Regions from separate parts of the Mus musculus genome. Here region 2 is linked to region 1. The links are chromatin loops, found by intact Hi-C in ENCODE. Cell type or tissue: left cerebral cortex. All regions are shown on one strand. Each heading gives the region's core, and the rest is flanking DNA. Links, peaks and the distances in the headings are about the cores only.

What was found. Peaks named below come from ENCODE experiments on the same cell type or tissue, not always from the same donor. Only the 100,000 strongest peaks of a DNase experiment are listed, where the experiment ranks them.
Region 2: it touches region 1 in a loop (3-fold over the local background); 3 of 42 quality-filtered maps call a loop at or near these places.

What each region holds. Positions count from the first base shown.
Region 1 is chrX:102,183,440-102,195,233 of GRCm38, forward strand. It overlaps Rps4x (ribosomal protein S4, X-linked), which reads right to left and starts at 5,952. Exons shown (of 7, transcript NM_009094.2): 1 at 5,859-5,952; 2 at 4,855-4,932; 3 at 4,383-4,563; 4 at 3,916-4,013; 5 at 2,957-3,128; 6 at 2,064-2,221; 7 at 1,502-1,692. The coding sequence starts at 5,861. The coding sequence ends at 1,591. It also overlaps the pseudogene Gm9103. In left cerebral cortex, for the core only: a CTCF peak has its summit at 5,993 (motif pointing left); DNase peaks (open chromatin) are centred at 5,922 and 6,299; H3K4me3 peaks cover 1,673 bases; H3K27ac peaks cover 591 bases.
Region 2 is chrX:102,471,439-102,483,232 of GRCm38, forward strand. The region is part of intron 4 of Hdac8 (histone deacetylase 8); the gene reads right to left. It overlaps Gm32262 (a long non-coding RNA gene), which reads left to right. Exons shown (of 14, transcript XR_003953070.1): 10 at 1,647-10,552. Among named protein-coding and RNA genes, the nearest start is that of Hdac8, 28 kb to the right of the region's middle. In left cerebral cortex, for the core only: CTCF peaks have their summits at 5,567 (motif pointing left) and 7,697 (motif pointing left); DNase peaks (open chromatin) are centred at 3,739, 4,286, 5,546 and 7,697.

The sequences.
Region 1 (11,794 bases), core at 1,649-9,648:
TGACCTTTTGGTATGTTTGAGAATGTTCCTAATAGAACTTCCTCCATACCAGTGTAAAGTGCTGTTGATGTAAAACCACAATTCTAACCTCAAAGAGGTTAAGAGATTTTCTTCTGGATCCAAATATGAGAGATTATAATAGCCCAGGAATAGAGATTCAGGTTTCCCCAAATATCATTTACAATGGGACTGGGTAACAGCCCTGGTTTTATAGTATTGGAACAAAGAGAGGCAGGCAGAATAAAGGGAAATCTCTGCTGTAGAGTTCACTCTTGTTTTTTGAGAATATCTGTTCAGAAAACACCTATAATCCCAGCAATTGAAAAGTTGAGGCAGGCCTAGGTCACATATTTAGGCCCTGTCTTTTAAATTTAGAGAAACAGCAAGTATTGAGTGAAATTTTCATGGGGAGGTGTCAACATCTTTTAACCCCAGATAGGTCAATAACCAGACAGAGCAATGTAAAGATTCCTCCACCAGAGTGCAGCTTGGAGGACCATACTGTGTTGTGTTAAAAAGCATACCCAGGTGAGAGGTAACTTATCATCTGCATTACCTCATCATATCATCATGTCCCAGGGCATCATAAAGGATGGATGACCTTATGGAAGCTTCACTACGGAGCTTCCCAAGATCACCTGCAGCTGGAGGGCTGCTGGGAGTGATGAAGGGAAGCAGTTAAGGCTCCTTTGTGTCTCTCTAACTCAGGAGTCGATAGCTCCATTACTATTATCACCAGCACATAGCTAGCCTTTTTTTCCCACTCATTTTCTAACTTATAAAGGTCTGCTTTGACACACATACCAGCTGTTCCTCAAATCTTACTGCCAACAGGGGTACAAAGCCCATCCTGCTGCTGGGACATAAACCATACTGGATAAGCTTGTTTATTTCAATCCATCTTATCTCAGGGATATTTGTCAGCCTCACTGCTGACACATGCTTAAGATTTTACAAATCAAGCCAGAAGGAGGCCCCCAGAGACAAACAAATCAAGGCAATAACTCTTGGGAGAGACTGATAAAATTTCAGAGCAGGCCAAGTGATGAACAAAACCTACCACTTCTTGAGACAGGCCACCCAGCTTCATACCAGTGCATTAGGGGTGGGTTGGGGGAGACACTTTTTTTTTGGTATACGTTCAAGACTTTGTATATTCACTCTACATGGGTTTGTTTGGGAGGGGGTGGTGGGTATGTGACAACCAGTTGGGAATAATAAGGCTGTCTTTTGCTAAAAGGCAAAAGAGGCTAGGTATGGTAGCTCAACCTATAATAGCATTCTAAATGCAGAAGACTCACTCCCAGGTTCTACACCAGCCAGGACTAAGCACTCAGTCCACTTACAAAGAGCATAAGCCCAGTGATAGAAGTCAAATTCATTAGAAACACCTAGGACTTGCTAGGCACTACATGATCTAAATGAACCCGAGTATTTATGTCCAAAAAACATCAACAAATTATGTTTGAGAAAAAAAAAAAAAAGCAACAGCAAACCAAAAGTAGTTTCACCATGCTGTTTAATCTAGCATGTATGTTGCCTAGAAAGGCTTGTACAAACACTTTTCCAGCATGTCTCCTAGAGACCATTTCACCCACTGCTCTGTTTGGCCGCAAGCCTCTTGTCTCTCTCTTCAGCAATGGTGAGGCGGATTCCTTTTCCTCTGGGAAGAGAGATCCATGGTTTGTTACCCTAGAAAAAGAATGAAGAAAACCCCATTAGCAGGATGGCACAGGACACAATTGTCACTTTATTTCTTAGATCCAAAGTCATGGTGGCTGCTGGGCAGGTGGTCCTGAGACTCATACCACAGTGTATATATATCACCAGCTGTGGTTGCTGTGGCTATTCTATATATGGACAACAGTACCCTTCATACTTAACACCACATGATCATTTATTTCTAAGAAAAATACCCACAAGCTAGTAAGATTTATTCCATTACTAGCACTGCTCATGAATCAAACTGCTATGGCTCATTGGTTCTATTAACTCCAAAGATGCTCAGCACTGTCGTCTTTCCATGCTTCCAGAGACTGCTGGGAGAGGAGATCCAGACTTACCTTGCCAATAACAAAAATGTTGGACAGCCGAGTGGCAAAGCTGTTGCCATTGGCATCTTTCACATGAACCACATCAAAAGAGCCGGGATGTCTCTCTCTGTTGGTGATTACACCAATTCTTCCCAAGTTAGCACCTCCAGTCACCATACACAGGTTCCCTAGGAGGGAAGAAACAATCTGCTTCAAGCACAGCACACCACAACAATCACCAATGTAACAAGCTTACATTAAGGGAGCGCTTGCTAAATTTGCACAAAGCCCCAGGCTCCATCACCAGCAGCAGTGCAACTGGTGCCCCAAACCAAAGTCAAGTCAATTTAGCCCTCCCACCAGTCTAACTTCTATAGATCTGCAGCCTCGAGATCTGCTCCAACCCCTAACTGCAGCTAATATAAACGAAGGTGTCTGTCTACGCGAGGAATTCTCAAGTCCTGACTGAGTACCTCTTGCCTGGATAACCTCCAGTTCCAAGACACACTTTGGTTACCATTGTCATATTCCAGGGACCATGTCGGCACCTTAAAGGTGGTTACATCACCATTAGCCCAAGAATGGGTGGCTCTCAGGACTGAGCACAGCAGGCAGGCTATTAAGAGTTAAACTTCCAGCCTTCCTTTTTATTCTAAGACAGAGTCCCACCTGACTTGTTCAGTCAGGCCTTCAACCTCCCATCACACCTTTAACTTGATCAGCTGATAACAGTTTTACACTAATAGGTGGCTTTCGTACCTCTTTTCAGCCACCAAGCATTTAGACCAGTGAAAGTGATAAAATTCCTCAAAAGACCCCGCACCAAGCATCAAGTGATTCACAAAGCTCAACTAAACTTACATTTGGGAAAAAACCCCAGAAGCTCAAACTTACAAGCCACCGAGGGGACAGCTGCTGCTTACCAGTGTCAAACTTGATGAAGTCAGTTATTTTGCCTGTCTCCAAATCAATCTGAATGGTGTCGTTCACCTTGATGAGGGGATCAGGGTACCGAATAGTACGAGCATCATGGGTCACCAGGTGCGGGATTCCTTTTGTGCCTACAAAGATCTTTCTCACTTTGCACAACTTGTACTAGAAGTATAAAAGGGTTAAATACATTTAATCTAACTCATATATACCTTGTTATAGTTGTTTCTGGGGCCAATCCCCAGCTTAAAAAAAAAAATCACATTTTGTGCACTCTGCTCCAAACAGCAACGGTATTAGCAACTTGTCTATCAAATCAAATTTCTAGTGGTCACTGGACATGCCCTTCAGCCTACTGACAACAAGGCAGCATGTAAGAAAACCAGAAGCCACACCATCAATTGAATTAACCTTCATTTATAGCCATTAATTCAAGCCCTAAACCTACGTGAAAAGCCACCTAAAACTGAACTAAGCAAAGATAGTAAATTAAACCAACGCCCCAAAGATTACCGGTTTCTTGTACCTCTAACCCACCCAAAAAGCAAAGGTAGACCCACAAATGGAGACATGGCAACATGCCAAATAGATTGCCAACTCCTTTATGTTCCAAGGAATACTTCAAAATTAATCCCAAGAAAGGATGTCGTGTTTCTACAAGACACCAAAAGTCAGTGCTCTAATTGCCACAAGAAAGCTCCACCCCAAGATATCTAGCAACAGACCTTACAGAGGCTGAGGGGCTGGGGTGTAGGTCCGAGATCAAGCATGTGCTTTGCCACGTGAGAAACGGGGTTGAGTACCCAGTAAGTTAAACCATGCAACAGGTCCCCATCGATCTCATCTCTAGGCACACAATTCTAATGAAATCTGTTGACTCATCTCTCACTTCCATGATCTAACTTAGAAACTAATTTTAGAGGAAACTACCCAGCCCGCTTGCCACACCAACCTTGGCCTCCTCCGGTGTAATACGATGAACAGCAAAGCGACCCTTGGTGTCATAGATCAGACGGAAGTTCTCTCCGGTCTTGTCAATGCTGATGACATCTGATATCAAAGAATAAGGTTACCACAGCAACCCTCACTACACTCCTAACTGAGCTGGGGGATGTGTGTGTGTGAGCCCATTTTATCAAGACTCCACATAAACTTTAAATGGGAATTTGGGTTTCAGAAGCTATCCCCACAATATTTAAGTAACAGCCCAACAGAGATTCTGATCCAGTAGGTCTGTATGGGAGAGTAGCAAGAAATTCAAAATTTAAAAAGGAATAAAAGCCCAGTAGCCAAACCTCTCCATATTACCGTGCCAGGGTAGGGGTGAAGACGAAGACCAGGAAAGCCTGGCACTTTCCCAGTCACCTGCCACTATTGGGAGTTAAGGGCCTGTGGCCACTACCGATCCTGATTACTCACCCATAAACCCAGCAGGGTAGGTTATATCGGTCCTGACTTTCCCATCAATCTTAATGAATCGCTGCATGCAAATCTTTTTTACTTCATCTCCAGTCAGGGCATACTTAAGTCTGTTCCTTAGGAAAATGATGAGAGGCAGGCATTCCCTCAGCTTGTGAGGACCAGTGGATGGACGAGGAGCCTGGAAAGTTTTAGGAAAATTACTACACCAAAACTTGGGTTATTTTACATGGGGGGGGGGTCGCTAGAAGATTCCTCAACATTTTCTCCTCCAAAGAATGAGGCCTGCTACTTTGAGACCTGAGTCTATGTATCCACCATCAGTGTACTATGGAATACATGGAGTAGATGAAACAGATGTATCAAAATTGAGGTAGGACACAGGTCTTTAAGACAGCCAAAGATTCTCTACATTCAACTCCACAAATATGCTTGTTAAAGGTATGTCTACCTTTCACACCACAATACTTACAAACACGCCAGTCAACTTATCCAGCATCCAATGTTTTGGAGCAGCTACACGCTTCAGGTGTTTCTTGGGACCACGAGCCTGGAAGAAGTTTTCAAAGTAACGTTGTTACATTGTTTCAGGTCTTTCCAGCAAAGCCTACGGCGTAAATCCTTCAATGAACTGACTTTCGAACTTTCCCAATTAACAAAATGTGGGCAATATTGAAAGCGCCGGGTCCCAGTAAAACGTAGAAAAGACAGATAAGCATCAATAGGCCAAACCCAGTATTCGCACCTTAGCGATTCCCATTTTTTACAGTTATGCCAGATGTCTCCATTATGCCTGCTCACAAAAATTAGCCTTTCATAGCACACTTGCGAATTACCCAGTGATTCAACCCTAGACGCACAGGCAGATAGGGACAGAAAATGGCCCAGGACCGTATCTCAATTGTCAATCGAAAAGTATAGTATTAGAACACAGCCATCTGGATCGAAGGTTTCTGGTACAAAGATAAACTCTAACTCCGGCACTGGCACTACCACGTGTACTGCTCCTTTGTATACTAAAGAGTCGAAGTTTCACATTCGAAAGCGGAAGGAAGCTTTTTGTAATGCTTCGTACACTTACCAGCTACACAACATATAAAGTAAGTCCGTGCCAAAAGATAGACAAATGCACAAGTAAGAGCTAATCCTTCAAGCAGACCCTGCGCCCACATGCCCAAAGCTTCAATCTGCACTCCCGGGCCCTCGAAGTTCTTCCCCAAGTGGAAAAGCATTTCTCCCTGGGCAAGGGGATGTGTGATTAAGCCCAAGGCCTTGCTTGCCCTCTGCGGCAGACTTCCCATCCTAGCTCAGACCAGTATTCTCCCTTGCCGCCAAGCCCATCTCTGCCAGCCTGCAGCAGAGCTGCTTTCGCCTCCACCCTGTAGTCGACCGCGGGAGCCCTGATAACCCGGGCAGCATCGGTCAGGGAGGATGGAAGCCGATGCAACCCAAGAGCTCGCTGTACCCCTGCCTTACCATGGCTGCGCTAGGAACGGAAAGAGACTCGCCTTCTTCCGGCGAACGAAGAAATTAGGGTCGGAGGCTGCGCGCGCGCTGGAGCCTGGGTTGCTCCGCCCAGCCTCAGACTTTCCCAGCGGGCGGGGACTCTCTCTTGCCATCTGCTGGTGGGAGGTCAGAGGTCCCAGGCTGGGAAACTGAGGCTGAGAGAATCTCCCAAAAACTGTTTTTCCTCAGTCCTTTCTCTTCTTTGTGCCGAGTGATGAGTGCTGGGGATACCCAGACCAATCGCACCAGATAACTGCCCGCAAGGAGAGTTCTGTTAGATGGCTGAGTGATAAAAAGATACATTTTAATACTCGATACTTTTCTTATACAAAGTTTCTCTAATCTTCCAGAGTTACCAGTCCAATCAGCCAGCCCCATGCTAAGCGAAAGGTTTGGCCAACGGCATGTTTCTCTTTGCTTTTGTAAAGATTGCTGAGGCACTGAGCCATCCAGGGTGAGATGGTAGGCTCTCTGCTTGAACCTGGCATCCTGCGCATCCACTCCTGTAGAACACATTTGACATTTATTGTACTGTAAGTGGAAGAGAGGGAACATTAGAGAGTATCTGGTTTTGCCTAGCCAGTATGTAGACCTAGCTGTTCTACTTTTGAAGCTGCTGTGTTAGAGTGGTGGCACTGGCTGCCCTTCATTCACCATTTTCTGCTCTCTTAGTTATCTGTGGCCTCCCACAGGTCGATGAAGTCTGCCCATCATAAACCCAAAGATCCAGTCCCTTCAAACTATTATGAAAGGGGTATTTTTCAGCCTCACCTTTCCTCTTTCTCCTGTCCCTCCCCTCTCTCTCATATGTGTGTGTGCAGTTGTTATCATTTATTTGTTATCATTAGTGGCTGCTAGGGAATGAGTCACTTTTTCATATATATATATATATATATGCAAATGAAATATACATTTTGGGGGGGGGGTTCGAGACAGGATTTCTCTGTGCAGCGTTGGCTGTCCTGGAACTCACTCTGTATACCAGGCTGGCCTCAAACTGAAATATACATCTTGAGACAGAGCCTCATTATGTAAGCCAGGGTAGTCTCAGACTCATCATTTTTCTGCTGAGAGTTGAGTTACAGGCATGCACCCCCACAGTCTATATAGTACAAGCAAGCAGACTATATCTTTATTTTTAACTTTTGAGACAGGCTCTTCTAGACAGGCTAGGCTGACCTGCAGCTTGAGAGAGGTCATCTGCCTCATCTTCCCAAGTGCTGGGTGATACGTTACTTCGCCACTGTAGGTGAAATGAGACAAATCAAGCAGAATTAGATTATATTAAATGCAGGTTTATTGGAAAGGTGCTCTCGGGCAAGTTCACTGGCCCCAAGGACTGAGGCTAGGGGAGTCACAATGGGAAGGAAGAGATGGGGGGAGGGGGAAGAGAGGGGAGAGGGAAGAAAGAGGGGAGGAGAGAGAGGGGGAGGGGAAAACAGAGGGCAGGGGAAACAGAGGGGGAGGGGGAAGAGACAGGAGAGTGGGAAGAGGGAAGGGAAAAGAGAGGGGGAGAGGAGGAAGAGAGGAGAGAGAGGGAGGGAGGGGGAGAGAGAGAGGAGAGAGGGGAGAGAGAGAGAGGAAAATATCTGGATTATATAGGGAGCTTCTGGGGAAAAGGCAGCTCACCTCCTGGGCTGGGAAGTTCAGGCTTGGGGGCAGGGTCTGCCAGCTAGGGATTGAGGGATGCGGGGAGAATCTGGAGGCCAGGTCTGCTTTCATATGTAAAATATGCACCTCAGTCTCCTGTCCCAGGGTCTGGGATGATAGGCATGTGCCACTATGGCCAGCCTATAGTTTTATTTCTTTTCTTCCTCTTCTTTTTTAAAGATTTATTTATTATTATATGTGAGTACACTATCACTGTCTTCAGACACACAAGAAGAGAGGGCATCAGATCTCATTATGGATGGTTGTGAGCCACCATGTGGTTGCTGGGATTTGAACTCAGGACCTTTGGAAGAGCAGTCAGTGCTCTTAACCACTGAGTCATCTCTCCTGCCCCTTATTTGTTTGTTTGTTTGTTTGTTTGTTTTTCGAGACAGGGTTTCTCTGTGTAGCCCTGGCTGTCCTGGAACTCACTCTGTAGACCAGGCTGGCCTCGAACTCAGAGATCCACCTGCCTCTACCTCCCAAGTGCTGGGATTAAAGGCGTGTGCCACCACTGCCCGGCCCTAGTTTTATTTTAATTGATATATACCAAGTGTACAGATTTATGGGGCACAGTATTGCATGTTTATGCATGTATATAATGTATAATAATCAGCTCAGAGCAGTTGCCACATCTTCACCTCAGAACTTTATAAATTCTTTGTGTTGGAAGCATTCAGTATCCTCTCTACTACTTCTTTTGAAGCATCCAACCAAATCGTTTCAACCATCACTACCCTACTGTGTATCTGTTCACCATCCTTTCCATCCTCCCCAGGTGCTGTTAGCCACTAGTCTTTACTTCTTTGTGATTAGCTTTTAATACAATTAATTTATTTTCTAGTCTTATTTATCTTATTCTTGTTTATGACTGTTTGGTGTCATGTAGTCTGTGCACCACTTGCATGTCTGCTGTTCCCAGAGGTCAGAAGAGAACCTTGGATCCCCTGGAACTAGAGTCATGCATAGTGTGAGCTGCCAGGTAGATGCTGGGAGTTCAACTCAGGTCCTCTCCAAGAACAAGTGCTCTTAACAGCTGAGACATCTCTCTAGCTCCTTTATATACTTAAAAAGAAATAATATCATCTTGATTCTCCCACAGTTGTGTGTGTGTGTGTATGCACACACACAAGTGTATAATGTATTTTGGTTGTATTCACACACGCCCATTCCCCCTTTGCCACCTGCTTCATGCTCCCTCTGGGGCCCTTCTTCCCAATATGCCCTCTTCATACTTGTATTTTTTGTTTTTGTTTCTGTATCGTTTTTTAGACGCAGTCTCACTCTATAGCCCCAACTGTCCTGGAACTCACCAGAATGCACAGCATCTGTTTGCATCTGCCTCTGGAGTGCTAGAGTCAAGACCATGCTCCACCACGCTCCTCTTTCTTTCTTAAAATAACTCACTGAAGTAACTGAGTGTAGTGACACAGGGCAACAAAGTGAAACCTCCATCTCAAAAGCAAAACAAAACCCTCCACAAAACCCAAACAACTAAGTTCGTTTGTTTGAACTTAAATTTGACTTGCATGTGCGTGGGTGTGGGTTTGTTTCCTGGACCATGGGTAACTTAACAGTGACTATATCCCTGAAGAAAAATGACTCTTCCGAAGCCATTAATTCTCTAATGAAGGATGAGGCCTCATGAGCCCCTCCCCCATTCCATGTTGGAATGTTAATGACTGGATCTTTCACAGGTCTTATGCAGAAAATTACAGCTGCTGAATTCAAGAGGACACTGGCCAAGTCGTACCTAGAGGACAGCACTCCTTTCCATCGTCTGGCTCCTAAATCTCCCTCCCCTTTCCACCAGGTTCCATTACCCTGGGAGCTCTGTGTGTGTGTGTGTGTATGTGTGTGTGTGTGTATGTGTGTGTGTGTGTGTGTGTGTGTGTGTGTATGTGCGCGCGCGCGCGCGCGCGCAAGGTGCATGCTGTTGTCCCATTTCAGCCTGAAAGATCCACACTTTTGAGGTTGACTCTTTCTTTTTTCTTTCTTTCCTTTGGTTTTTGAAGGCAGGGTTTCTCCGTGTAGCCCTGGCTGTCCTGGAACTCACTCTGTAGGTCAGGCTGGCCTCGAACTCCCTGAGCTCCACCTTCCTCTGCCTCCCAAGTGCCGGGATTAAAGTCATGCGTCACCACCGCCATCCGCAGAGGCTGGCTCTTTCAAGACTGTCTGTGGACCCCATGATTTCTCAGCTTGGAACTGCTCTGAACAGTCCAGTCCTCTTCATGGTACCACCTAATCCCACTCCTCAGCTTTAGAGATGCCTACAGCCCTGCTTTCTGGGGTTCTGGGAGCTGCCCAGGCCCTTTGGGTCCTCCTCCTACTTTAGTTTCAAGACGGAACTAAGGTGCCTGTTTAACATTTCAAAGGGGAAGCTAGCATCCCTCCACCCCTACTTGTTATAGGGCCCTCCTGGCTGGCACACCCTACCCACTACCCTAAGCTCTGCAGCTCAGGGGCCTGGGCTGCTCTTCCTTATATAATCCAGACATTTTGGTTACATGCTCTCCTTTGGACCTCCTGACTGCTGCACCTGGTTTCCCTGCTCGCCCTTCTTCCTTCCCCTCCCCCATCTCCCCACATGGAGTCTGGGCATGCCTACTCCAGATGTTTCTGCCTCTGGCTATGCCCACTCACATATCTATAATAAACTTTTCTCCTCCATCATACCTAGGAGTGGTGATGTTCCTTTCCTCTTTCCTTTCCTCTTTCCTTTCCTTTCCTTTCCTTTCCTTTCCTTTCCTTTCCTTTTTTCTTTTCTTTTCTTTTCTTTTCTTTTCTTTTCTTTTCTTTTCTTTTCTTTTCTTTTCTATTCATTCAGTGGTTAATACCTTGTTCTCCTTGCTCCAAAGCTCAGCTCCAGCACTTAGTTCAACAGGCAGGAAGGAGTGATTGACTCATCTGCTGTCTTACTAAACTGAACATCCCCAGGACAGACCTGTCCTAACTCATTCGGGACAGCTGGCCCATCACCACTAACAGAGAACTTGACACTTCATCCAGTACTTGGTAAATAGTTGCTGAGTGAATAATTTTTTGGGGGGGGGTTGGTCTTTCGAGACAGGGTTTCTCTGTGTAGCCCTGGCTGTCCTGGAACTCACTCTGTAGAGTTGTTGTTCCAGTTGTAGGCTGGCCTCAAACTCAGAAATCTGCCTGCCTCTGCCTCCCAAGTGCTGGGATTAAAGGCGTGCACCACCACTGCCGGGAGAATAAATTTTGTCAACAGTCTTCTCATCTTGCCATTCTACTACACTATTCCTCCCACACCTGAGCTCCTGACTCAAGAGGTTCCGTTTTACAAATCTCTGCCTCTGTATTCCCTTTCCCCATTAATAATCTGCCAAGGAGCAAAAGAAAAAATTGCTTAGCTCTTCTCCCTAGATAGTGCTAAGTAGGAGGGAGAAGAAGTCTTTGTTTAAAACTAAGGCAACATCTCTAGTAAATTATGTTAGAACTAATTATTGGAAAGGAGCAATTAAGTTGGGCATGATGCCACACACTTGTGATCTCAGCACTCTGCAGGCTGAGGTAGGCAGGAGGATTGACAGTTTGAGGCCAGCCTGGGCTATATGGTGAGACCCTGTGGCAAGAAACAAACAAAACAACCAGGCACAGCTGACTGAATAGAGGGCTAGGAGTAAATCGGAGGGGGCAGGATAATGAAAGTTTGTATGATTTTTAGTCTTGGGATAACTGAAGAGAGCGGTGTGATGGGATTCAAGGAGAAAGGTCCAACATAGTGGTGGACCCTGCCTGTAATGTCAGCACTTGGGGAGGCAGAAGGAGGAGGATAAAGAGATCAAAGTTATCTCCTTGTCTGCTTAACAAGTTCAAGGCCAGTGTGGATTGTGTGTGTGTGTGTGTGTGTGTGTGTGTTTGTGTGTGTGTGTGTGAGAGAGAGAGAGAGAGAGAGAGAGAGAGAGAGAGAGAGAGAGAGAGAGAGAGAAGGCAGGAGACGATCATCTTGGGAGTGAGGGACAACTGTGGGATATGGCCAGAGCTGAACTCTGGATGAAGTTCACACAGCTCATTGGAAAGGCTGGGGAGGTGAACAGCCCTAACTCTTGCCTCCCAGGCTGTTGGTTTATTTGTTTTTCTACCACAGCTTGTCAAAGGACTTGAGGGACTCAAAACATCCTTTTCAATATTTTCTCTTCTCTCTCAATTTGTATTTATGCACAAATGAGATTATAACAATAATAAAGGGAATTTGGAACGTGGTAAGTAAATTGCAAACAGTACCTCCCCAA
Region 2 (11,794 bases), core at 1,723-9,722, 290 kb after region 1:
CCTGCTTCTCCACATCCAGTCTTTGAGGAGTCTTACCTGAGAGGAGTGCTCCTTACACTGAGGAGCAGTCCCCTCCTCAGCAGTCACTACATCCTCTTTCTTCCAGTACCAACCCTGCCCAGGGTGCCAGGACAGAAGTACATCTTGTAGCTAGTTCATACAAACTGAGCATGTAATTTGGGGGTCTTTCTGACTCGCTTCTTCTTAGTGTTCTCTACCTTCCTGCCTCAGCCTCCCGAGCACCGGGATTCTTGGAGTGTACCCACACCCCCAGCTTAGGTTTCCTTAACTCTCAGTTCTACTCCACTCGTGTGCCAGCAGCAGGCTGCTCTTACTACTGTGGCGTGTAGTCCCTCCTCAACTTCATTCCCAGGACTGTTGTGGGTATTCTGCATCCCCTGAATTCTCACATGGATTTTAAGATCATGCCAATTTTGGGGGAGGAAAACAAGGATTCACTGATGAATTCGATCAAACAGTGAAGGAAAAGATAACAGCAGGTACCTTGAATGTTTTCCAGAAGGGAAAGGAAACAAAGGAAACACACCCCAGCTCATCTTCTGAGGTCAGTATTATTATCCTGATGACATAAAGACATCCACAAGAAAACCACAGACTGACATCCCGTATAAACATAGAACTTCTCTATAACAGCAGACACAATTCAACAAGAATAGATGATTATATACCATAACCAAGTGGGACTTATCTCAGGAAAGTGTTTAGTTTAACATCTATAAATCAACACAATATACCATTTCAGTAGCACCAAGGATTAAAACCAAGTGATCATTTCACTCCATCCAGAAAAGGCATTTGACAAAATCCAGTACCTTCTCAAGATACAAATACTCATTAGAAGTAGGATACATCCTTAGCCAGATAGAGGGAACCTACAAAACTCACAGCTAGCATTGCACTTACATGACAGGAGACTGTAGAGTTTCTTCATAAAATAGGAACAGACCAAAGATGCACAAACACATGCCACTTCTACTCAGGAATGCCCTGGTGGACCTAGCCAGGATAATGAGGCAAGCAAAAGAAAAGCAGGGCTAGCAAGGTGGTTCGGCAGCCACAGACATGTGCTGGTGCTGCCAGGCCTAGTGTCTGAGGTCAATCCTCGGATCCCACTAGTTAAAGAGAGAAGCCGGACTCCCTCAGGTTGTCCTCTATCCACAAATAAAATAAAGGAAATGTAAAACATTAGAAACTGAAAACTCAAATTAGTATCTATAGTAGCAAGAGCTAAATCAGAAAATCCTATTTATAATCATACAAACAGAATAAAATATATGGGAATTGAAAAGGGGGGAAGGACATAATATGTAATGTATAAATGTTGAAACTATAGTGTAAGTAAAAGTAAGGGGGAAGTTTTAATTCTTGAATGCACATTTTCATAAGGCCTGTTTTTGTAGTTAGGGATGGTGCTTCCAGAACTTGGTTGATTATGAGAAGATAAAGAAAATAGCCGATGCTTTTCTGATGTGGAAGATGCCCTTTAGAACTGTATTCACTTCATACATTTCGGGTGTTTAACTGCAACTCTCAAGAAGCTTGGCAAGGCCTTTTTATACTTGTCTCCCTTTTTCTATGGAACTGTGGTTGTTGAACCTTCTGTAAATTTCCATGGTTGCTGTCAGGTCTGGATCAAGCCACTTTCCTAGCTGCAACCGTGGCATTGAAGAGCTCCCGCACCCAAGCATGTAGCTGTTACTGCCCAAGGCTGTCCTTAATAAGGTGCACTCATATTTTCAAACAAGGTACATTTTTTTTTCCATTTACTTCCAGTAGCAGCTGATCAAACCTCTTAAGCTGTTCTGGGAATATGGTATTGGTACATCTATTGTTGCTTCATTAAATGATGCCATTTGTGCCATTATGGGTAATTTCTGTTTGAGAGCAGAGATGGTTACAAGGAGATCAGCAGCAGGGGGAGAACTCAACTGATTGGTCAGGGGTGAGCTGCACTGGAGAGGGAAGTAAGACGGCTTTCTCAGAAATTAGCAATGGCCAATTTTCAGTTATTTTCTCTTAAAAAATCCTTTGCCCATCTAATTCTAATATATAGTACCTTGCTCTCCTCCCTAGACAGCACTCTAAGTCCTGTTTTTAATGCTTTATCCTACATGCAAAACTACAAAGCTCATATGGTACCACACAAAACACAGAAAACAAAATTCACTGAAATCCCCTTTAGTTTGTGTGGATGTATAGACGAGTTAGTATAAAACATCTGCATTTTACAAGTAGCAATACCAAGGTATGCTTTGTGATAGATGTGTTCTTGAAGAATCATGTGACAACTGATGACATCAATCAAATCTTAAATTATTGGGAATGTTAATTTGAGGTACTCAAAGGGTCCCTCTATAAAATGAATGCTTTTGGCCATAATTTTATATTTATCACTTGGCAAGTAGCATGCCAGTTTTTTTCTAATTTCCAGTCTTTTTAAAATTTTGAAATACACCTGTATTTGATTTGTAAGACAAACTCACCATTGAAACACACTTGCATTTCCTAGTTTTCTGGGTATAAGGATTTAGAGAAGGAGATTCAGTGTTGTATGTATTGATAATTTTCTTATTAATTTTCATACAATATTCTTTTCCTCCCCCAACTCCTCCCAGATCCTCCCCATCTCCTACCCATACAGCTTCATGCTCTTACCTGCTGAATGAGTATATTAGCCTTCTCTCTTAAAGCACCTATGCCATCTATGCCAGATAAGCCTTGCCCTCTTACTGATTTTGTTTTATACACAGATACTGATTACTGCTTCGTGCGTAATAAATATTTTCCGCAAGGTAAGGCATGTAACAGCCATAAAACAAACAAAACAAAAACCTGAAAATCAAAATAACCAACTCAGTAAGACAAAAATATACCAGAACATATGCATGTGCGCGCGCACACACACACACACACACACACACACACACACACACACACAGAGTCCATTTTGGGTTGGCCAACTATTCCTGGGTCTGTTCTGGAGTGTGGTTGATATGCCTAATGACACTCCATTGGAGAAAACTGGTTTACAGCTCCCAGAAGACATCAATTGCATATAGCTTCTTGGCGAGTGGTGGGACACTGTGCTCACTTGCCCTTTACAGTGCTGGCACTTTATCCAGTTTAAACTGCGCAGGTCTTTTGTGTGCTGTCACCCCTTTAATCCCAGCACTTGGGAGGCAGAGACAGGTGGATTTCTGAGTTTGAGGCCAGCCTGGTCTACACAGCAAGTTCCAGGACAGCCAGGACTACATAGTGAGAGCCTGTCTCACCCTCACCACACCGTCCCCCTCCGCCCTCCAAGGATCTAGAAAAGGAAGAATAAGTGAATCCATTACTGTAAGGTAGGGCTGGTTAACATATCACACACACATACACATGCACACACACACATACACAAATACAGATACACACACACATATACACAGACACACACACACACATAAACACACAATACACACATACATACACACACACATACACACACACACACACACAAACACACACACACACACACACACACACACACATATTCATCCCACCATTTCCGTGTCTAATGTCCAAACGTTCCTATGCTATTTTTCTCTGGGCTCTTTCCTATACCTCTTCACGACTCCTGCAGCCCCATTCACGTGGCTGTCAAATGCACAGCACTTGTGAGAACTGACTCAGACTCGATGGCTTTTACAGATCAACCTTTAGTATTTACAACTGATTGTTTCCTCTCCCAAAGGCGAAGGAAAAACCAGAACTCCTTCTTTTACTTTATTTCACATTTCTGTCCAACAAGCTTTAGAGATGTATATGTTCTATAAACGTAAGATAGAAACTGGGATAGGAACCAAGAACCCAAGTCTCTTTGCTTTAGTTTCTTTTCTACCGCAAAATTGCTAGTCTAACCTACTGCCTTCAATAGGAATGTTAGCACAATATATCTAAAATGCATTTATAAAAGTAAAAAGTATTACCTATTCTAATTATACACTTCATATTTTTCTTTCAATGAGACTCAAATTCTGATTTAATATAGCTAAATAAATCAGTTCTATGCACACCTGCTTCTCTCCACACAAAATATGCATGTACACAAAACACAGGCACCTGATTATGGGAAATCAGAAATTAGGCCCACATAATGGATTTTCTTTTAACCACCCACTCGACATTTATAGTCCACTTTAAGGGCTCCATGCCTAGAATTGGCAGCTCTAGGAACAGTGAGATCAGTTTGTCTACAGTTGTTCCCAACCTTTTTTGGCTCTGGTACACCTACACTTGCTTCCAAAAATATACCCCACAGTCTGGTGCTCAATGGAATGAAAATCTTCCCTGAGCTAATAGAATATAAAACAGGGGAGGGAACAGACATAGCTCTGTATTTCCGGGTACTCGTACAACACAGTGAGGCAAAGCAGCGGAAAGGACATGACTGGTGCAGCACTGGGAGAAAAGGGGTTTCCAGCTGCTCCCTCGACACACTGCTTTAGGAGAGACTTACATGTATCGATCTCCAGCCACCAGTTTGGTCTTCTCTGAGACAGAGGATATAGTTTTGAAGAGATGGCTAGCTCAAAAAAAGAAAAATGGTGTGGCCAGTAGTACCATTTGAGCATATGAAAACTAATGGGTTTATACAAGGTCAAAAAATCACGCTTTGGGCCCTACTTGGAATGTATTGTAACTGCCTGAGTTAACTAGCTATAGATAATGCCTAGAAGAAAACTGATTTTAAATCAGAAACAAAAATGCGATCGAGGGCATAACTCAGATAAATCGTTCAGTCTCAGTGAGCCGCCTTCAATATTGAGCCTATTCCAAGTTGTGCCCAGTAAGAGGCAAAGATCCTTTATTTCCCTGGGCACTCAGAATTGTTCATAATTTATACCATTGCTCTCAATAATTTTATTTCTTGGGAGTTGAATCTCAACAATTTATGTCATAATTCATGTAATTAACATGCATTTCTTAGAATGTTTTTACTAAATTTTGATAATGCTTATCGTAAAATTTCTTTGCTTTTGAGGGCAAACAGAAATCTTTGAAGTTAAATGATGTTACCTTCTTTATGAATATAAATATATCTTGTAGAAAATTTACTGCAGGGGAGTCCTGGTCAGGATATTAATAATAAGAATTTAGCAACCTCCATGATACTGCTTAGATCAGTGCAGCTTCAACCTTCCTAATGCTACAACCCTTTAATACAGTTCCTCATGTTGTGGTGACCCCAGCCATAACATTAGTGAGAACCACTGGCTTACATGAAACCGTCATCATCTCTTACAAAAAGGATGCTGGAGAGAGCCATGTGCTGCCCCACAGCATTCCTTCATGTAGTATACGCTCTAACCTGTCTACAATACATCCTATATTACCAGAAGATAAAATTTGGCTTTGTGGGGAGCTGGAGAGATGGCTCAGAGTTTAAGAGCACTGACTGCTTTTCCAGAAGACTCAGGTTCAATTTTGAGTGGCTCACAATAGTCTGTACCTCTAGTCCTGGAAGCGGGTAGGAGATGATCTCCCGCCCTCTTCTGGTCTCTGCAGGTACTGCATGTACATGTTGCCTAGATACATGCAGGCAAAAGATGAATACACATAAAAATTAAAAACCTGAATTTTGTAAAATAAATTCATATTTTTATTATTGTCATGCCATTAAGGTATATCAGACAAGACCAGTTTTAAACTGATCTCAATTTATGCCTTACTTAGATTTTTCCCTAGTTTCTAGAACAATTTAAAGAGCCATATCCCTTAATTCTTAAAAGGCACAGAAAATAAAGGTTTGTGGAATTGTAACAAAGGACAGCTAGGAAGTAAATGTAGCTTGCTGGCATCCCAAGTAAGTCAGTAGTATCAACTGTGTAAGAATTGTGTGCATAATTAGATTAAAATTTGAGGACATGGCGGCGGGGGGGGGGTGACTTTTACTTGGTGATAATGACCAAAATATGGAAATCTGGAAAGCCAGGCTGCAGAACAAGTACATGCTGGAAAGCCGGGGCCAGTGCTTCTCTGGGTGCCACCATCTGCTCCTTGCACCAGAGTTCTGGGCTCTTCTTCCAGTTAAACAGAAATTGAGAATGAGAATTCTTACTATTTCAGACATTAGAAAAAGGAGAAAAGAAATCAGTCAGGTACAGATACGGACTTTGAATCTGGATCTACAATCCCCACTTGACTTTCCTGAGACAAGGCGATGACAGCATGAGCTGGCTGACTGTGGAGAACAGAAAGGCTTTCTCCAAGAGATCACGAATGGAAGGCTAGTCCCCCCTCCTTTAGCAAGGAGCAGCTCCAGGAACTATTTGGAATTAATGTTAAAATAGATGCCAGAGGAAAAATTAAACTAAAGCCAAAGAGGTGCTAAGAACCAAAAAAAGAAGACTTGGCTGTCATCCGGCTCCTTTGAAAAGATACCACGAAACAGATTAGAAAATAGATAAAATAACCTAAAATAATACTATATTGAATAATATGAGCAGTACTCTTGAAAACTGAAAATCATGAAAAACAAGGAAAGTTTTAGAAGCTTCAAAAGCCAAGAGGAACCTGGGCAGACATCATGAGTAAATGTATGGCGGCCTGGTTGGGATCCTAGTACTGAAAGAAAAGGAACCCAAAGGAAAACTTAGCTGCTGTCTGAATAGACTGTGGAGTGCAGGTAACAACTGTGCGCCAGCATTGATTCCTTAACGGTCACAAGTGTACCATGCTCGTGTGAGATACTGAATGCAGAGAAAACTGTGCGGGGTATAGGAACGCTCTACGAGGTGCCCATGTTTAAATACCTTCACATTTTTTCTAGTAAGTAAAGTTTATTAGAAAATCCTATTTCTAGGTTATTTGAAATTATTCTATTAATGAAAAAAATCCCTAAACTGAGGGTCCAACTCAGAGGCCTAGATTAAGGGCAGTAAAAGACTTTAACCATGACATGACAACAGGTCAAGGAGTCCACATTCCTCAGGAAGCCAGCACAGATAGTTCCGAATCCAGACCTAAGATCCCTTCAGCGAATGTCAGCAGGGTCAATGATTACGAAGACAATAAAGCTGTCTGCTAAACTTTGCTCATCCCAAACAACTTGAGAGCCCTAAAGCACATTGCAGACAGTAATGCAATCTCTGTGTGCAGAAGTAGAGCTAATGATTTCCATGGTATCAAACAAGCTCAGGAAATAGGACCTTTATCAGCTGTCACTGGCCCAGGAAGTGGAGTGTGGGAGGAGGCGGAGGCGGAGAAGAACACAGGCAGCCCAAGCAGCCACCCAACTTATCCTGTGGTCTGACACTAGCCTTTACAAGAGTAAAGCAACAGACTCCATGACTCTTGCTCTTCTTGCCTAATGATTCTTTAAGAACAAAGTACCATGAATATAATATTTATTAGTAGTTTATAAACTCTGAAGGGTGATTTCTCAAGGGAAATCAGCGGGCCACAGTTACCTAGTAAAACAGATGTCAAGGTGACAATATGTTGATTCTAAACATCCATCCTTCCATTCAAATCACAAATATTTATTAAAGACACACGAAAGAAGTCAGTTCAGGAGAACGCTCTGAACTGATGGAAGAGTTTAGATGACAATTGGACCAATAACTAGAAAAGCGAATGAAGGTAAGAGAATTTCATTTAGAGAACATTCTTGCTTAACCTTGCGCTCCCTCTAGTGGTCTCTTGGTTAAAATGCAATGCTTATGTAACAGCTCAGTCAGTTAATGGTTGATAAGCTCAACTACACTACAAAGGCTTATCTAAGTTTGGGATGACACTAATCTCTTTTCCCTCTCTCCTCCTCTCCCCACCCCAGCCTCTCTCTTTCCTCCCCTCCCCACTATCTCTATGTTCTGATAATTTCATTCAGTCTGTTAAGAGATTATCATTGATTCAGCCAACACATATCGGAGCATACCTTGATAAGGTAGTAGCTAATCTTTGCAGTTTAATTTATTTTCTATTTTCTAAACATTGACAATCAATAATTTGATCGGTAATGACATAAGAACATACCCCAAGGACTAAAATCAGTATTTCTTACTTTTACTTTTCTGCCATCTCTTCAACATTCACACTCATTTGTCCTTATAAACATTTTTATTGAATATTTGCTATATGCTAGGTATGATTCTAGGCAGTGAAGCGACAGGTATAAACAGGGAGGCCCCACTGAGAATGTGGTATGCAAGGACCCAAAGGGACTGAGGTGGCTTTTGGGGGGGGGGCAAGGAAGAAATAGGAATGGCAAGGGCAAAGGCCTAGGGGTGAACACAAGGAGTCAGTGAAGGAAGAGAGTAATAGTTCACCAAGGGACGGGATACAGGAGTATTTGGTAGGGACGAGCAGACCAGAGCATGGACTGTTTTGTTTTACTCTATGTGAAATGGGGAGGCAGCCAGCCAATGCAGCATGACAAGCCAAGGAGTGACAGGATCTAATTTATGTTGTGACAGGGTCACTGTGCCTGTTCTGCACAAAACAGATCAAAGGGACAAGGCTAGAAGCAAGAACACTGTCTGGGCAGCTGCTGTAATACAGTAAGAGAAATGTTAGTAGCTTCCACGGGGAGGAAGAATAAAGACCGACTGTAGACATCTGAAGACAGAATTACTGCCCCCCCCCTTTTTTTTAAGTATCTAAGCGATCGAATGTGACTCATGAGCAGGAGGAGTCAAGAATGACCCAAACATGTTTGGCTTCATAGGTCTCAAGGATGGATTATTTTTTTGATATATACTGAGTTTAGGATATCAACCTGACAACCAACAATCAAGTCACGTTGACCATTCTGTCATGAATCTGAGTCAGGAATCCTCATAGTCCAGATTTCTCTTAGCATTCTTGTCTCCCATTTTCCTACCAGATCAGCTCATTCAACTCTACGTCCATCATTCAGTGGCTTTTCTAAGACCAAAGCACCAAACTTGCCAATATTCCAGCCACAAAACAATTCCAAAGGCCCAAGAATCAAGCAGTCAGATTTACCCCAGCAACGGGGTCCATGTCCTGGTACCAATCTTAGGTTCTTTTCCTGATGCTGTCATAAAATACTCTGACAAAAGCAACTGTAATGGAAAGGGGCTTTATTTTAGCTTAGAATTCCAGATTACAGTTCAGCATGGTGGGAAAGAAAGCCAAAGCATCAGGAGCTTGGAGCAGCAGTCACATTACATCCAGCCAGAATAGGAATGAATGCATGCTGCCTTCCTTCCTCTTCTCTAGTCATCTAGTCCAAGAGCCTCTGAGGATAGTTCTGTTCACAATTAAGATGGGTTTTCCTACATCTATTAATGTAATCAAGATATAACCGCCCGCTCCCCGCCCCTACACAGGCACGCCAGAGGCACATCTCCCAGACAATTCTAGTTCCTGTCAAGTTGATTTAATGTTAAAGTGTTAATCATTACAGTACCTGTACCTGTATATTTTTATGTGTGAGCATGTGTGTGGGTGATGTGCACGGAGGCGCAAGGTTGACATCTGATAGCCTCCTCATTGTTCTCCACATTATTCACTGAGGCAGGGTTTCTTACTGAACCCAGAGCACACTGGATACAGGATACCCACCCTGCTCTGGGGATTTGAGCTCTACTTTCTGAGCACCAGAATTACAGGCAGGCCACCACACCTACTTAGCATTCACATGGATTCTGAGGATCTGAACCTTTGTCCTCATGGCTTGGCAGCAACTGCTTTATTCACTAAGCCATCACCTTAGCCTTGATGTACTTTTTGATTGCTGTTTCCAGCCTCAGCTGAAAACAACATTTCTTCCTACTTAGACAAGGAACTGGGTATTTTTGAAGTTCCCCTTTGTTTTTACTCTCAGCAGTCAAGTCAATGACCCAGGGTCATTTATTTATTCATTGAGACAGGCTCTTACTACATACCCCAGGCTGGTGTCACATTTACAGCAATATTCCTGCCTCTATCCCCAGGTACTGTGATGTTAGGCATGTTCCAACACGCCTGGCTGGTTCACTAAGTTCTACTGGCAATGCCTGCAAGACTGCTCTCTAGCACTATCCTTTCACATCTGCTGTTGCTATCTTTGTTCATGCTTTCATGACCCCTTCTCTGGCCACTGAGCAAAACGGTATGACCTTTCTGCCTTCATCAGTGGGAATGGACATTGTAGTCCAGCAGCTCCAGGGTCAGGAGGTGGGAGCAGAGGAAGAGACAGGGACTAAGTCTTGGTATTTGGGTCTTAAAGTGAATACCACTCCCACACTTGAGAGAGTGCTAATGTTGCATGGGGTAAGCATATGTATAATAGTATTACTGGAACAGTGTCCCCAACACTCCACCAAACTATTTCTTGGTCAACAACTCTGCCAGTGAATCAGGTAGTAGACCAGTTGTGAACCTGTTAGAAATCTGGCTCTCTTCAATGGCACAACCAATCTCTCATTATTCTATCAAAATAAATAAATGAGTATGATAAATAAAATAACTGCTCTCTCTTTCAGATTTTAGTTGCTGGCGCTTACTACAGAGTCCAATGAACTACACCATGGATGAGTGAGAGGTAAGAGGGGTGATCCCAGAGGAAGAAGGGCACGGCTTGTTCTGACGTAGGAGGGCAGTAGGTAGATGGCTGAATGTCATTTCAAGTATTTCTGAAAAAAGACCTGCAACTTTGGGCCTGGAGGAATGGGTCTCTGCTGAAAGGCAATCAGGCTGGCAACACACAGCTGAAAAACCCAGTTAGCAGAACTCACACACAACTTAGCAGCATACATTGTTTGGTGTTTCATATGTACTGGCTGCTGCTATTCTTTATATGCTATGGATATTATCCCTTCTGACACAGCTGCTTTGTGAGATAGGCACTATTATCATCACCATTTATATGTGGGGAAACTGGGGAAAGAAAGTCTAAACTGTTCAAGGTCAATACAGGAGGTGGCCCAGTAGCTGCAGAGTCCTTATTTTTAAGCCTCATGTTGGTGAAGACCAAGTGAACGTGCCCTTGACAGTTACACACACACACACACACACACACACACACACACACACACACACACACACACAGTCTAGGAACTTCCCCTGGGTTGTTGATACTTGCAGCAGGCATGGAAGCCATACACTAGAGAAGAATGCTGGGGTGAGTTGTGGGATGGCTTCTGGAGTCTGTCATGTTAGGTGTACCTGCCAGCTCACAGCTGTGGGGAGGGCCTGAGGTGAAGGAGGCAACAGCACCTAGGATGGACATGCAAACAGTAAGGGGGGGGGTCACCAGCAGTTTAAGGGAGTTGGAGATGGAGAGAAAAGCTTCAATGAAGTTGATTCTGACAGCATCCCAAAGGCCTGGAGGTCTTGGTCTGCTTGGTCTCAACTGGAAGAATCATAGAGACACAGAAGAGGTTAGGCCCAGATGCAAGGCACACATAAAAGACCCTCAGGGCCCAGAGTTTTCAAACAGTGTTGAGCTTCAAAAGAAATGAGAGAAACTGGTTCCAAATGAGTATGTTTATGCCACAGCCCTAAAATGTCTGATTTAGGAATCTTCACTTTAGGAATAATGAGCAGATGGCTTGCTGATAGTCCATCAGATCATATGCAAAGTGTGATTGGCTGTGTGGGCCTGTTTAAGAGGAACCATTGGGCATAGGCAAGCCCCAGGTCTAATGGAATGATGCATCTAGGAACATAAACCTTTGGGCTGTATCATTCACGTTAGACGTGAAACATTGTGTGCTACATCTGCCTGCTGTCTATGCTGTTGCTGAAGGTAAATGGTTACAATATTGGGCTGGAACCATTTCAA